Regions from separate parts of the Homo sapiens genome. Here region 1 is linked to region 2. A link is a loop called in an ENCODE intact Hi-C map of the cell type or tissue named here. Cell type or tissue: PC-3. All regions are shown on one strand. Region 1 holds the start of PDE11A (phosphodiesterase 11A). Region 2 overlaps PDE11A (phosphodiesterase 11A).

Region 1 (8,000 bases), 89 kb after region 2:
TTACTTGAATGCTCTTATTTTCAACCTCTTGAGGGCAATTTTTTCATTACTATATTAAAGTGGACTGTTAAATAACTTATAACTATCTGGGGAAAGGTATACTGCAGTCACTATGATCTGGACTGGATACCTAAAAATGAATGTTTTTTTTTTTTCCATTTACGATTTATTTTTTTCCTAATTTCAAGTCTGTCTTTTAGGACTAATTGAGGAAAGTAATGCAAAATAATGAAATAAACTGAGGGGTTTTGGGCTGTCAGAACTTCTATTCAATTTTAGCATTTCATTAAATATTCTACCCTTGACTCCAGAATGCCACGCTTATCATCATAATTTTGTCTCTTCAATGCCTTTCTCTTGCCCATATTAGGAACCCCCAAGAGTATCATCAATATAATTATTAAATGATTAAATTTGGAAATTCTGTGTGATAAAAAAAAAACCTTACCTCCTGAAGAAAAAATACACTGTCTGAAGCTGAGCAAGAAACACCTTAAAAATATAGTAGTTAACAAAGAATCAGGAAGGATGGTTACATATTTACATAGAAACTTCAAGATGCTTGCATATATGGTACAAATTAAAACATCATCACAAAAGAACATGTATTTGGAAGGTTGTCGGTTTTCATTAAGAGAAATCTGTAACACCAGGAAATGCAAAGGATGGAGGAAAATGCTAGAACTGGGGAAGGATGCAACATCCTTCCCTACAACAACCCTATAAAAAGTTTATACTGCATGTCTTACTAACAGGAACAAAGTATAGAACTTTTGATAGGCTAGGATATAGTGTTACCAAACCACATTTAGGGACATTTTAAGTAGAGAATGGAAGGATAGATATTTTCATGTTCCTTGAATGTAAACCTGGTTTCAAAATACTTAATTTAAGGGTGGAGCATGGAAAAGATTAGGCTGGTCAAAATGTGCTGACTTCACATCTCAGTTCCAGATAAGGAGAAAAACAATATAAAATAAGGTAAACAGAAAGAAAAAGAATATCAGCAAACTAGGTATCATCATTATCTTCATAAACTGTAACCATTTCCTGGGTAATTGCAATGTACCAGATATTATTTTAGGGGCTTTGACACAATATCTCATTTTATTGAGATAAACAAAAATAATCTTTGCTAGGTAGGTATTATTGTCCCCATTTTATGGGTGAGGAAATTGAGGCTGTGAGAGATTAAGAAATTCTCCAAGGTCACACCATTGGTGACTGTAGCGTCCCATAATAAAGAAAAAAAAGTAGCTTTATCAAAGAAGAGTAGCATAAGTAAAATGAAGAAAACTACACCAAGTTAAAAATACAGAGATACATAAAAGAAGCCAATGGAAAAAGAAAAGAGAAACTTTCTAACCAAATGAAAACAAGGTAAACCAAGGGTAAATTCCCAACCCATACAGCACGTTTCCCCTACCTGCCTTTTGCCAGTCCTCCCAACAACCCAGTCCCCTTTTGTGGCCATCATTACTACTCTGGGGGGAAAAGGGAAAAAAAAAAACTCCTCTTTCCCAATGTCAGCTTCCAAAAATATTAAAAGGCAACTTTGCTTTACACTCTGCAGAGTAAGGGTAGAGCCCACAGGAAGCATCAGCTGCTGAAAACCTGCTTTCCCCTGCCTGTGATGACACCTACAGCCACAATTCTAGACAGCAGCAAGACAAGTTAACTGTTGAAGAGGCTAAGAATTATGCTCTTAAAGAAAGGACAGTATGAAATAAAGGTTAGGGCCTGAAAGAGGACGGTAAGAAATAAAAGCTATAGAAATGGGAGAAAATCAATTGGGGATGAAGTTCAAAAGTAAGGGCAATAAAGAGAAAAGGCTGCAACCCTAGGCTGGAATAAGTATCATTGAACTAGGAAGGGATTTTTCTTTAGCCCAAGCATACAAAAAGGATGTGGGAAAAAAAAATTGGAAAGAAGAAAATGTGTGATTGTTTTATTTCTCTAGAAATAATAATTTGTGACAAAATTTTTATAGAATCTTCAACATATGAATTATTAAATGCTTATATTTCTTCTCATAGCTTTCTAGGATTGTAGAGGAATAAACACTTGTTGAAAACCACTCATTGTTGCTTCACCTACACCTTTTAAAGTTTCCAAGAAAGATACAATGAATAATGCACTTAGTCTATAATAAAAAGTTAACAAAAATGGTATTTTGAGAAACATCCTTTAATATTAAAGTGTTAGGTTGGCAGATATCTCACAAAAATATGAAACTTGGCTTTAGTACAAGCTAGTCAATTTTCTATGTAAAATTGTCAACTTTCAGATGAAATAGATAAAATTTTACCTTTAGTGTCCTTCCCACTCTTTTTGCTATTCTCAGCAACAGCAACTAAACTCTAGAGAAACATGTAGCTCCCTGAGACCACTGGAAGAAGTACTTACCAGATGACTATAAAACTTTCCTAACCAAGGATGAGAATTTTTAATTCTTATGAACCCTGAAGAAGTCTCATAGAAAATAACATCAAGTCTCATCATATTCAGTGAATAAGTACTGAAGAAATTAGAATGGACTGGTTTCAGATCCAGCATCTAATATCAAGTTCAAAATGCTGTGAAAATGAAAGGCTCAGAAAACCCAGATGAGAGCATGTTGGGTTTCCTTTTCCACTTGAAACTAACATGTTTACCCTGCTGATGGCTTTGGAGTTGCTAAAAAATTATCAATATTTGTTGTTTGTTTCATAAATTAAAAACCTACTTGCTCAGTCCTATCAAAGCTGACTACAGATAATGCTATATTTGAGCCTAAAGATAACTAGCCCCTCTATCTGTCCAATCTTTCTAATCTTAATAACAGAAACAGTTACGATACTAAGAAGGCACAAGTGAGTCACAGGACCATTTTTCCCCTGACATTCCTCTTCTTTTCCTCTTTTCCCTAGCTTACCACTTGTGCAACTCTAATCTAGAGAAGGGAACAGGGAAGTAGTTAAGCACTTTGTTCTCTTTCCAATATTGACTTAGAGAATGAAGCATTATGGTCCCCAAAAGACACCAAAGACACCAAAATGCTCATCTTAACACCGGAATTCTGGAGCACACATCTTTTTCTAGCAACTCACAAACACATACTAAAACCACACATTGACATATTAAAGAGAGGAGGAGGGAGCTGTGGATGCCAGACCAGCCAAAGTGTCAGTGTTAAAGACAAAGTGTCTTGACAGAGAAATACGTGGTGTTATTGGGTGATATATTAACTTCCCACAAGCCATTGGGTGTTAAGAAAGGACCAACACATCAAAGATGCCGTAGTAACATTCTAACTAGTCTAAACTCGGGAATTTAAATAGCAAAATTTGTATTGTAAAGAGCCTAAATTAATGTGTTCCTGGATGCCAGATGATAACCGAAGGCTTATCTCCCAAGCCAATGGGGCTCTGGGAGAAGGGGACAATGCAAAGTCCTACCTGGTAGGCATCAGGAATGTTGACCGTTTCTCCATGCTCCCCGACATAGCCAATGATACCTTTGCCCCAGGGGACCTGCACCTCATTTGAGTTCTCTGTGCTGCTGCAAGGCAGCAGAGGTGTTCCTGCATGCACATCAAAGAATTTGGAGACCAAGGTCTTCTTGCCAGCAGCTGCCCCTTCCACCAGGAAAAGAGAGCAGCGGTCAGCATCCACCATAAGGCAGACAAAGATGAGAATCTTGTAGCTCAGGCTGGTGAGGTCAAGGTCATTGGAGATATCTTTGACCAATTCCAGAAAGAACTGACGCTCATTATGCTTTTTCAGATGGCACTTGTAGTCGATGGCTGTAGGGGGATACCGAGGCAGATTCACTCTCGATTCCAGCAGCGCACTGAGAATATGGGCTGTGGTGGGGGGCAGGGAGCTTGCCTTCCGGAGAAGTGCCCTCCGTCGTACACTACTCAGGGGTTCCTGAGCCCGGGAGGTCACCTGTTCATCGTAGGTCCTGTTCACGTGGATGGCCTTGGAGCGGGCAAAACTCTTCCTTAGCTCTTTCTGAGAAGCTCTCCGCTGCAGGTTCCCATCGCCCCTGCTGCCACCGGCCCAGCTGGGACTCAAGGGAACCCCACCACAGTCCCCGCCACCGGGAAGGGGCTGGCTGTGGGCAGAGCCATTTGGTCCAGTGCCACCACCAACGCTGCTGCCACCTCTGCAGGTGCTGTGAGCCAAGCTGCTGGTACCAGCCAAAGAGGGCCTTGGACCTAAAGCCCCCTGACCCTGACTGTGCCTCTGCAGCCACTTTTCAACCATCTCCTGCTTCCCCTTCCGCATCAAGTAATCTTCAAACAACTCTGGGTGCCTGTCCAGGAAAGTTTCCACCTCCCCAAAGTCCAGGCGGGAGGCTGCCATGGTCCCAGACAGCTTTCCTTGCCTGTTTACACGTGAACCAAATGTTTTCCTGCCCCGAGGCCTCTAGCTGTTCCTGCACATGTTCACCCCCACCAGTATTCCCAGTTCAGCGCCACCTCCCCTGGAGATTATTCCCAGCAGTGGAATCTGGGAGATGCCCCTTCCTTCTCTGGCTCAGAGTGGCTGGCGCCGACCCCACCCCGTGGTCCTGCTACTCCTGCTCCGCACAGGTGCCCAGCACTGAGCTGCCGCCGCTGCCCCGGCTCCTGTTCCGGAAACCCGAGCTATCGCTGCTCCTGTTCTGGCTGCCGCCGCTGCTGCTGGAACTGCTGCTGTAACCGGATGAGTGGACCGCTGTGACAGGGAGGTAGGGCAGGACACGCCCCTGAGTGAGGCACGGAGCCTGGAGGGAGGAGAGAAGAGGAGGGAGCCGCGGACGCCAGACCAGCCAAAGTCCACGGCCCAGGCTGCCAGGCGGTTCCTGGAAGAGTCTCTGGACGGCCGGAATCGGCGCCTGGGTACAGGACTCCTGATTGGAACACGATTAGAAGAGGGAAACGCACCTTGTTCCTTCCCCGCTTCTTGCTCCCTTACCTCCCCAACCCTCCCTACTCACCGCGCCCCTTAATCCGTTAGCGTTTCGAGGAGGCCCAGCGGGAGCCCAGTGGGAGTCCGAGATACAAGTGTTGATGTTTTGCAGGGATCTGAACACAGAAGCGGACTCCGAGGAATCGAGAGTGTCGTTCACCCTCAGAGACAGGCAGGGTTATTTTTCTGGGATGTGACTGTGGATTGTTGGTTCCCAGGATTCCTGGGACTTGCTCACTAACACTGCCCAGCGCCTTGTGGGTGCTCAGTAAATATTAATGGAATGGCATTTCCCCGAAAATAGCAAATAAAGTTTCCGATGTGAGCAATTCATGACTTTAACCAAATTCATGTACCTGGGGCAGAGACAGATTACACAGAGAAAGGGTGTAAAACACAGTACAGAAAAAGAGTTTACCAGGTAGAGGAAGTAAGTGCTGAAGAGTCTGGAGTATTTAATTAACAGCAGGGAGACCAGCTAGGAGACAGTAAACCAAGCATAGAATCCTGGTAATTTGGAGCTGCTGGTTTCCAAGAAGGTGAGTGGTGATCAAGATTTAAAAAGAAAAAAAACAACGTTTAGCATAGTGCCTGGCACATAAAAAGTGCTCAGTAAATGTTAGCTGTTGTATTACTTTTGTTATTATTATTATTCTAAGGTGACGATGTATGGAAACTTTACTGAATGTAGCTATGTCTCTGGTCACTTGAGTGATCTATCAGTAAAGATGGTTAGTGATATGTTGAAACTGGCTTGTAAGGACTCACAAGTGCCTATTTTAAAATCTCTTTCCAATTCTGTATTCAGTCACATCATGGAGTTTGCAATCAGTCACAACGGGAATGTTTACACCATGGAAATCAGCAAATGTTATGTGTCAGGGTTTTTTTTTTTTTAATGGACTGCTAATTGTTAAACATTTACGGATATGCAGTGGAAATAATCCAAATGTCCATCAGCTGAGGAACAGACAAATAAAATGTGATAACTCCATACAATGGAATATTATTCAATCATAAAATGGAATAAAGCACTGACACGTGCTAGTACTCGAATGAAGCTTAAAAACATCATGCAAAATGAAAGAAGCCACTCACAAATGACCACATAGTGTAAAATTTCATTTGTAAGAAATGTCCAGAATAGGCAAATCCATACAGACAGAAAGTAGATTACTTTCTAGATGGAGAGGAAGTGGGTGACGCTAATGTGTATGAGTTTTTTGGGGGGTGTGGGGGGTAATAAAAATGTTCTAAATTGATTGTGGTGATAGTTGCACAATCTGAATATGCTGAAATTCATTGAATTGTACATTTAATTGAATGAATCGTATGGTATGTAAGTTATATTTCAATAAAGCTGTTACAAGATAAGAACAAAAAACATTTACTACCCTGAGACTGGTGATAATACAGCAGCAGTGTTGTGCACGGAGACAAGAAAAGCACTGAGTAGAGATCTGATGAAAATGAAGCAATGAGCTTCTCAGGGAAGTGAGAGAAGTAGACCAACCCTGGGCTTCCTAGAAACAGAAAGTTTAATAAAGACACTTCCTTAATTCCATCTTCCATGTATTCATTATACAAGCAGTTGTTTGGCATTTATCATGTTCCAGGCTCTGGGGACAAAAGAAGACCAAGACAAAAGCTGTGCTTTTGACTAAAGATCTCCGTCTACAGCACCAAGAGAAGTGAGAGTGGAGAAGAATACTGGGAAGGATGGGGAAAGCAATAGAAGAGAAATCCGAAAAACTGAATGCAACATTTCGAGCTGCGTTTTGAATCGGCTGTAGCCATGTTCCCTGCTTGGTGTGTGAGGTCACTAAAGGAGTTAATGGTTGGGGAAGAAAATGAGAAAGTGACAGAAAGCACACATAAGATAGTCCAGAGGGCTGTAATGGAGGGCTGATAATAAGATGTGTGTTGGTGTGGCCACATTGCCATTTATCTTCACTCTCAATCTGCAGAATGGTATGTGTATTAGTCATAGTCCCAACAGGAAACAGAGCACACTCAAATTAAATTCCAAGAAGGTTAATTTACAAAGGAACAAATTACAAAGGTGGAATATAGGTAAATGACAGAAACAGTGAAGAAACCTGGGACTCATAGCGGTAGAGAAGTTACCACCCCTAGACATGAGGGGAAGAGGAGGAAAAAGTTACTAGGACTTGGAAGGAAAGAAGATTGGATAGTGACTTCTGCCTTGAGGGGAGCAATGACAGCCCATCAAAAGGCATCAACAGGCCAAGCATGGTGGCTCATGCCTGTCATCCCAGCACTTTGGGAGGATGAGGCAGGCAGATCACTTGGGGTCAAGAATCGAGACCAGCCTGCCCAATATGGCGAAACCCCATCTCTACTAAAAATACAAAAATTAGCCTGGAATGGTGGCATGCACCTGTAATCCCAGCTACTCAGGAGGCTGAAGCAGGAGAATCCCTTGAACCTGGGAAGCAGAGGTTGCAGTGAGCTGAGATCGCACCACTGCACTCCAGCCTGGGCAACAGAGTGAGACTCTGTCTCAAAAAAAAAAAAAAAAAAAAAAAAGACATCAACAGCTCAAGCTAACCTCAAAGGAGGGATATTAGGAGTAAATATTAATAATAGCTGGAACTTATTCTTTTCCCTCCCTTCTATCAGCAACCAGATACAAGCTAGAAGGTATTGAAGCCTGTTGATACCTCATCCTCACTGGGCAAAGAGTAGGAGGGGACAAAGCAGGATCTGTATAAGATCTGAAAGGGTGAAAGGATGATTCTTGGCCCTATATGGAAACTTGAAGAGGTCCCCTTAGGAAATAATGGAAGAGGTCCCACTAGGAAAGAATGGCCAATATGGAACCTTGAAGGGGTTCCTTTGGTAAAGAAAATAAAAATATATTTCCCTTTAGGAAATATAGCTCCATATAATTTTCTGTGTAATTCTGACCTCTTCTGCTTATCTGCTAATTCCATCGAAACTATCTATAATACACTCCATGACAACATTTGCAGTCTATAAAGCCCCCTCAGGCACAAACTATCATACCAGAAAAGGTGTGATATTGTGAAGATACTGTGC
Region 2 (8,000 bases):
GTATAATAAAAAAAAAAAAAAAAAGAAAGAAAATGGCTTACATGAATTTCTCCTTTTTATCTTTAAAAGCTTCCCCCTTTCCCCAACCCCTTTGGATGTGTCTATGGTTCACCATAGCATGCATATGTCCCAGATTGCAATCCCTTGCTATTCCTGAATAAACTTCTTTTTGGAAAGTCTGTCTCTGCTGTTATTTTAGGTTGACATATAAAACTAGTGACTTCTTCCTACTTTATAAACAATGTGTTGGGGGTGACCAATATAAAAAGAAAAAGAAAATGAAATATGGCTTACATGGTTGGTAATTATTTTTATATTGTTATGAGATAGCCAACTCAAGGTTCAGGATGCATAAATGCTGTCTTGTGAGTTGCCTAAGGCCTTGGTGGTTTGTCTATATAGCAATGTTTTTGAAACATGGAACACCTACAAAGAGGTAGGGTTTTCCTGGTATGCAGCGTCTCAATTCTGTGGAATCCAGGGACTTGCATCTCTCTGACAGCTTTATTACTCAAGTGTGAATGGATATCCTCAGATGATCTTTTTTTTTTTTTTTTTGAGACAGAGTCTCACTCTGTCGCCCAGCCTGGAGTGCAGTGGCGCAATCTCAGCTCACTGCAAGCTCTGCTTCCCGGGTTCATGACATTTTCCTGCCTCAGCCTCCCGCGTAGCTGGGACTACAGGCGCCTGCCACCACGCCCGGCTCATTTTTTGTATTTTTAGTAGAGACGGGGTTTCACCATGTTAGCCAGGATGGTCTCGATCTCCTGACCTCATGATCCGCCTGCCTCAGCCTCTCAAAGTGCTGGGATTACAAGCGTGAGCCACCGCGCCCGGCAGATGATCATTTTTATCAAACAATAGTGAAAACATCAAACAATAGTAAGAACATTTGTTTCAATAAATAATGATCCCCAAATATCAAGATTATCTTAATCATCCTTTTAATCTCTCTGAAGCAGTTGACAGTGCTGATAGCCCTCCTTCTTGAAACTCCTCCCCTGACTGCCATGACTATGGGTCACAGTCAAAAAAGTTTCAAACCTACTGCTTTAAGGTAGACCAATAAGTAGAAAGTGACATCCTAAAAAAAAAACGAAGAATACCAGCTAAGGAGAAATTTTAGGCATTATAAATCAAGTCTATCCCGATATTCCCAATTCTATCTCTGATGAGTTAATAGAAATCTAATTTGATAGTTTTAGCTTTTATATCCTATGACTAATGTCCAATCAACTGTCTGTATTGTGTAACTATTGGTCTAACCGTAATTCTTTTTTAACTGCATCAACCTGTGGCATTGTTATAAATTAAACTTTTTTCTTGGTTTGGATTTTTGATCAGTGAATGGAGTCAAACTGTAACATAGACATAAGTATTAGTAAAAATACGGCACTTACTTTGACCTTTGGAAGACAGCTGTTCTCAGAATGATTGGGTTATTCTCACTGATACAATTTTGGGTTCTAAGTTTTAGCCCAGGTTCAGTGTCTCTGACATCTACACAATTCAATGCAGATTTATTTAGTTTTTTATGAAGACATTGGTTGGATTTTTTAAAAGAAATTCTTTTGAAGCAGAAAATTGACTCCATGCAGATTTTTCACTCTGTTGCACATATTAAACTACAACAATTTGGGTGATGGAAAAAAGCAGAAATAATTTGAGAGGCGTGGGCGAAAAGGCCAATAAGGCTATAAAAATTTCGAATTACAAAGAGTCAAGAGAATATTACCAACCTTTTATTGTCAGAGAAATGAAGAGTCTTACTTGTGCCCTTGAACATGAAAGGTGGGGTTGTCAGTGAATTTCAAGAGCAATTCTTTAAATAGAGGTGGGTGGTTCTCAATGAGACATGAGGGTGGTGTGAAAGTGGCTACGACCTTAAACCAGTGAGAACTAGATACACACACACACACACACACACACACACACACACACACACACACAGCAGAAGGTAGAGTTAAACCAATCTCAGTTAAAATCCCAGCTCCTTCACTTAATAGCTGTGTGATCTTGGGCAAATCACTTAACCTCCAGTAAGCTAGTTATCTTGACTTGTTAGTATCTTGGGAAGATAATAATAGCCTTCCTGAGATTGGTCCTAGATGTAAATAAGACAATTTTTGTCAAGTGCTCATCAAAGGGCATGGCAGAAAGTACTAGCTCAATATTTACTGTATTAGTTTCCTAGGGCTGCTATAACAAAGTACCACAAATTAGGTGGCTTAGAACGACTGAAATGTATTGTCTCACAGTTCTGGAGGCTAGAAGTCTAAAATCAAGGTGTCAGAAGGGTCCTGCTCCCTTTGAGACTGTAAAGGAAAGATCTTTCCTTGCTGTCTTCAGGTTCTGGTATCCCCAGGCATTTTTTGGTTTATGGCAGCATAACTCCAGTCTTCACATGGCATTCTCCCTGTATCTCTTCACAGAGTCTTCCCTTCTGTGGATATTGGTCTCTCTCTGTCCAAATTGACTCTTTTTAAAGGACACCAGTCATATTGGATTAGGGTCTACCCTAATGAACTCATTTTGACTTGATTACCTCTGTAAAGACCCTCTTTCCAAATAAAATCACATTCTGAGGAACTGGGGTTAGTACTTCAACTTATCTTTTGCAGGGGTGTGGGAAGAACACAACTCACCCTATAACAATTATTTATGAAATTATCTTGCTAGAAATATTCTGCAGGAGATACATTAGTACATGAAGTACTTCAAAATTGTAGAATATCATTCTCTAGTGATTCATTTTCTGTTTCTTTTCTTTTTAAAGGAAGGAGTACTCAGTCTTTTCAATGGAATGACATAGGTATGAACTTAATGAGTATCCTTCCTGCGCTTAGCTGAATCCGGAAAGGCAGGATATTGACTCCTTTGCCATTCTATAGATTCCTGGTCTTGAGGCAAAGAAAACTGGCACAGGCCTTTGCGACTGGGCCTGCAAAAGTATATACTACACAGAGAAAGGGCATGTATCCTTACTTTGAATGGTGTGCTAATCGTCTAACAACTTCAATTGTACTAATCACGAATGGAAGAGAACGGCTCTTTAATGGAACTTCAATGAATATAAATTACATACTTACTAATCAAAATGAATCCTTTTCAGCTAATTTCTTTTTTTCTCCTTAAATGTCTTGAGTGAGTAATATAAGCTTTTGTTATTTTTTTTGGCCAGTTTTCTCTGCCATAACCCTGATTGTAACTCCACTCTCATCATGGAACTTAATGCCCAAACACTACACATTAATTTCTATTTCTTCATATGTTTTACAAAATGATATATATTTTTGCCCCAAACTGCAACATGCTATGAAGGCTTAATATTCTAACATTGCAATCATGGGTACAACCTAAAAAAAGACTTCAAATTAGTTAGCAAAGGAAATAAAAATAGGACTCTCTGGGGACAGAATGCAGGCCAGTAGGGGATACGACACCTTGGTGGGGGTTTTTAGGGCTATGTTGATTCATTCAAATGCCTTAATGACCTCCTATGACAGAACCATGTGGCAGAGAAAAAAGATTCATATGCCAATGTGAAGGGAGAAGAAGAATCAAAATGAGGAGGAACAGATTAAATATTTCACAATTTAACAAGATGATATTTAAGGCACCTAATTTCTTGCCTTCTAAAAACTGCTAGCAAAATGTAATTTCTTGATAGCCAAAAAAAAGAATTCAAATGTACACCAGCCTCTTGTTACACTATAAAAATAAGGCCAGGCATGGTAGCTCACACCTGTAATTCCAGTACTTTGGGAGGCCAAGGTGGGCAGATGGATCACTTGAGGCCAGGAGTTCGAGACCAGCCTTGTCAACATAGTAAAACCCCATCTCTACTAAAAATACAAAAATTAGCCAGACGGGGTGGCACACACCGGTAATCCCAGTTACTTGGGTGGCTGAGGCACAAGAATCACTTGAACCTGGGGGAATTTGCAGTGACCTGAGATCGCGCCATTACACTCCAGCATGGGTGACAGAGTGAGACCCTGTCTCAAGAAAAAAATCATGAAAAATTTAACTATAAATCCAGACTTCATAAAGCAAACATATTTTCCCTTTGACAGTATTAAGTAATTTAGAGATTTATTTCTAAATTTAGAAATTTATTTCTAATTTGTCCTCAATAATAGTCATTTCTCACTTTGTAATTTGTCTTTACCTTGGTTTTCTAAAATAGTGATTAAAAACAAATAATTACACGTGCTAGGGATGCACTTCTTAAAGAAACTTAATTTTAGATTCAGCCCCATTGAGGACCTGCTGTGTTTGTTAAGTGGGCAGCAGTGATGGATGAAGGCCACACGGTGGCACTATAAGCAATGGGCTACTGATGCACCTTTTAATCAACATCTACTCTAAAAAGTGAGCCAGTCCAAGTAGCTTTGAGAAAACTGGAAAAGTCTGAGGCTGCAATGCAGAATAAAGATGAATAAAGATTACATAAATGAAAATAAAGCAGCTATAATCAAAACCACACTCTAGGCCATCTACCAAACCTAAGAAGCCACTTACTGTGATAAATTAATTACTTAAAAAACAAACAAACAAACAAACATAAATGCATGAGAGTTTTGCTATTTGGTGGACTAAAGGAAACTTTTTTGTATGTTCTGGGTTTCTTAATATTTTTTATTTTGAAATACATGGCACTGATGAATTTATCATTGAACTGCAAGATAGCCAGAAAACTAAGAATTATTAGTTCACTAGATATAGCCATAACATAAACAAGTTTAGTCAGCAAGTCTGTGTAATCTGATTGTTTCAGTCAACTAAGCAAGGCAACTGACTTTGACAGCTTAGAAAAGTGACCTTCTAGATGAAGAGTTCTGAAGGTGATTGGAAGCTCTTATCAGAAGTGCATGACAAAACCGACTCCCAAAGTAGCACCAATTAATAAAACAAATTAGCAATATACCTTCTCTTTAATGCACTGGTGCTCGTATTTCCTTCTATGAAATTTTTTCTACTTAGCAGCTATCAATCAATACCAAAACGATTATCTCTTGCTGTGCAATTGTTGGACAGCTTGGGAAGCGAAGTGGTTTATATAAAAATTTGAAACGTAGACATGAATGGAAAAGACCACTATAATTTGAAAGTGGCTTACTGCTACCCTGATTTTAGACTGGTGCCTAAGGAAAGAGCTAAAAGTGATGCATAGCAAACTGCATGAAATTGCTTGCTCTTGTAAACAGATTGTAGCAACAGGGTAAGGGAAAACTTAGACTATATATTAAAAATATAGAATGAATACCTTTCTCATGATACCATACCATATTGCTGAAGATAGGGGTGAATGGCATACATATACTTTTAACTGAGTGAAAACAACTCCAGAAAGAAAGAAAACATAGGTTATATCTGTGCCTCCTTGGAGCATTTTCAAATTATAGGATTGTATTCTTTATGTTTTTATTCTTGATAAATTTGCACCTAATTGTATGTTTCAGTTCCCAATTAAATCAAGAGCTCCTTGGGATATATAATGTATCTGCTAATTTTTAACTCCTCCATGGTTATAAAAATCATATTAATAAAATAAAAGCTACACATGTTAAGTTCTCATTAGATGCCAGATATTGTGATAAGTACAGTAGATAGCATTATATACATAAACTTCACCAAAAAACCCCCATGAGATTAGGACTAATGCTCTCTCTATTAATAAAGAGAAAACAGAGGTATAAGTTAATTTGCCAAGTACTACTACACACTACTAAGTAGCAGAGCTAAGTTTTGAATTCAAGAATACCTTCTACCAAAGCTCCCAGCTCGCCTTGTAGAGCAGAGATTGAAGCATGGTGGTTAACAGCCACAGTGCCTGAGGTCTACCCAGCTCCAAAGCTGACTGGCTTTATGGTCTTTGGCAAGTTGCCTAGACATTCTGTGTCTCTATGTAGTTGTTATTATACCACCCAGCAGTTCATAAAGTAGAAATTCAAAAACTCTTACTGAGAACCTTCCAACTTCTCTCAGCTATCTCCAACCAGTTGCTCTAATGAACAAATAAATCAATTGGCATTTGATATAATTGAAATCAGGTGCATATTTGATTTTTCCAGTAATGGTCTTCAATTGCTTCTGACAGTCACTGTGCTGTGACTATTATCACTTCAGGTGATTATAGTTAATATAGTGCTTTTTTTTCTTCAACAACTCTACTAAAATGTCTACATGTCAAATAGAGTTGGTAACTGAAATTAATAATGTAGATACATAGTAAAGCTTTCTTGAAAAGTGATCATTTAGAGTTCTGAATTTTAATATTACTATACCTCATTGAAGGATTGACACAATTTACCTCCAGCTATTTCATTTAATCTGTGCGTTGCTGTGATTTGAACTAAAATTACACAAGGCAAGGAACACAGGCATAACAGAGGTTCCTCTCATCTTCAGGGGACTCATTGAAACAAAAAAAAATCAGTAAGGGATAATATTCTCTTCTCACTTGCAATGGCATTTTGGGCATTCAGCCTCTATATTTAGAGAAATTCATTAATTCTTTAATCAGTGGCATGGAGGCAATGCAAGAATTCTGAACTCAACGTTAAGAAACACTATTTTCATCCAAACTTTGCACTGTGTATCTCACTGAACAAGTCTTTTCTATCTGCCTCAGTCTCTTAATCTGTAAAATAAGAGGATTTCTATTGTTGAACTTTAAAGTTTTAAGAATTGATACAGTACAAAGACAAAAAGTGGGATTGCAAGAGTTTTATAAATTGCTATGTGAAGAGCAGAACAATGCGCAAGTGCTTGCATTTGCTTCTTTAAAGCTTACACATTATGTTGCAGAAGGGTGGAATTGCCCTAAAAAACATAAGCCAAAGTGATCTTTAACCAAAACCCTTTTATCTAGAACAAGTTCTCTCAAATAGGAAGCTATCAAACTATTTCAAGCAGCAAGGAAACAAGGCAAAAAGGATCCTTTTGCTCACTTTCTGAGTCCTTTTTTGTCCAAAAGTAGAGTAAGATTAACCCCACCCTGTTGTATGCAACTACAAACACTGCAAAGAATAGTGATAGCACTAAATTACCATGACCCTGTAGGATCGGGGGAACACACAGGTAAAACACACCTGTTATCATCTTCCACCTGGAGACCTTCAGGAAAGTGGGGATTCCAGATCCTAACACCAGGCTAATCCATCCTTGAATCCCTTCCCCATTCTCAGCTTTGTCTTCTCTCCTGGCACAGAGTCAGCCTTCAGGAGCCATGAAACTAGAGAAGCCGAGGACAAACAGAAGCATCTCTAGCAGCAGGGTCAAAGCCTTTTCACAGTCTCTGTGTGCCTGCTCTACCCACTATGAACATGTTTCATGAATGTTCTATGTTCTTCCTCTTAGACACAATATCCATAGTGATTAAGGAGCTGGTTCCAGTCCATATTCCACCACTTACTACTCATGCGTTTTACCCTCTGGTCCTTGATTTTGTCTTCTTAAGAATGGGGATAATGGGGCCAGGCACAGTGGCTCACGCCTGCAATCCCAGCACTTTGGGAGGCCGAGGTGGGAGGATCACGAGGTCAAGAGTTTGAGACCAGCCTGCCCAACATGCTGAAACCCTGTCTCTACTAAAAATACGAAAAATTAGCTGGGCGTGGTGGCGGGCACCTGTAATCCCAGCTACTCAGGAGGCTGAGGCAGGAGAATCGCTTGAACACGGGAGGCAGAGGTTGTAGTGAGCTGAGATCGTGTCACTGCACTCCAGCCTAGGCAACAGAGTGAGACTCCATCTCAAAAAAAAAAAAAAAGAATGGGGATAATAATGGTATATATCTCACTAGATGATGAAGATTAAATGATATAGTGCATGTAGAGTGCTTAGAATGGTGTTCAGCCATACATAAAAGCTACCATAAAATGTTAACTTTGAAGACTAAATATAATACTTAGTGTCCAGTATTTCTCAGCAAACTTTCTGCAACTACATCCTTCAATGTGTTTTCACAAACAGAAATAGATTAACCAATTGATAT

The links. Peaks named below come from ENCODE experiments on the same cell type or tissue, not always from the same donor. Only the 100,000 strongest peaks of a DNase experiment are listed, where the experiment ranks them.
Region 1: a loop joins it to region 2, with 3 times the contacts of the local background. A loop is called at or near these places in 9 of 110 quality-filtered maps.

What each region holds. Positions count from the first base shown.
Region 1 is chr2:178,068,089-178,076,088 of GRCh38, forward strand. It overlaps PDE11A (phosphodiesterase 11A), which reads right to left and starts at 4,689. Exons shown (of 20, transcript NM_016953.4): 1 at 3,438-4,689. The coding sequence starts at 4,349. In PC-3, no CTCF peak of the experiment used is centred here; a DNase peak (open chromatin) is centred at 4,703; H3K4me3 peaks cover 1,374 bases; H3K27me3 peaks cover 309 bases.
Region 2 is chr2:177,979,071-177,987,070 of GRCh38, forward strand. All of the region lies in intron 2 of PDE11A (phosphodiesterase 11A), which reads right to left. Among named protein-coding and RNA genes, the nearest start is that of PDE11A, 90 kb to the right of the region's middle. In PC-3, a CTCF peak has its summit at 4,312 (motif pointing right); a DNase peak (open chromatin) is centred at 4,311; H3K27me3 peaks cover 2,091 bases.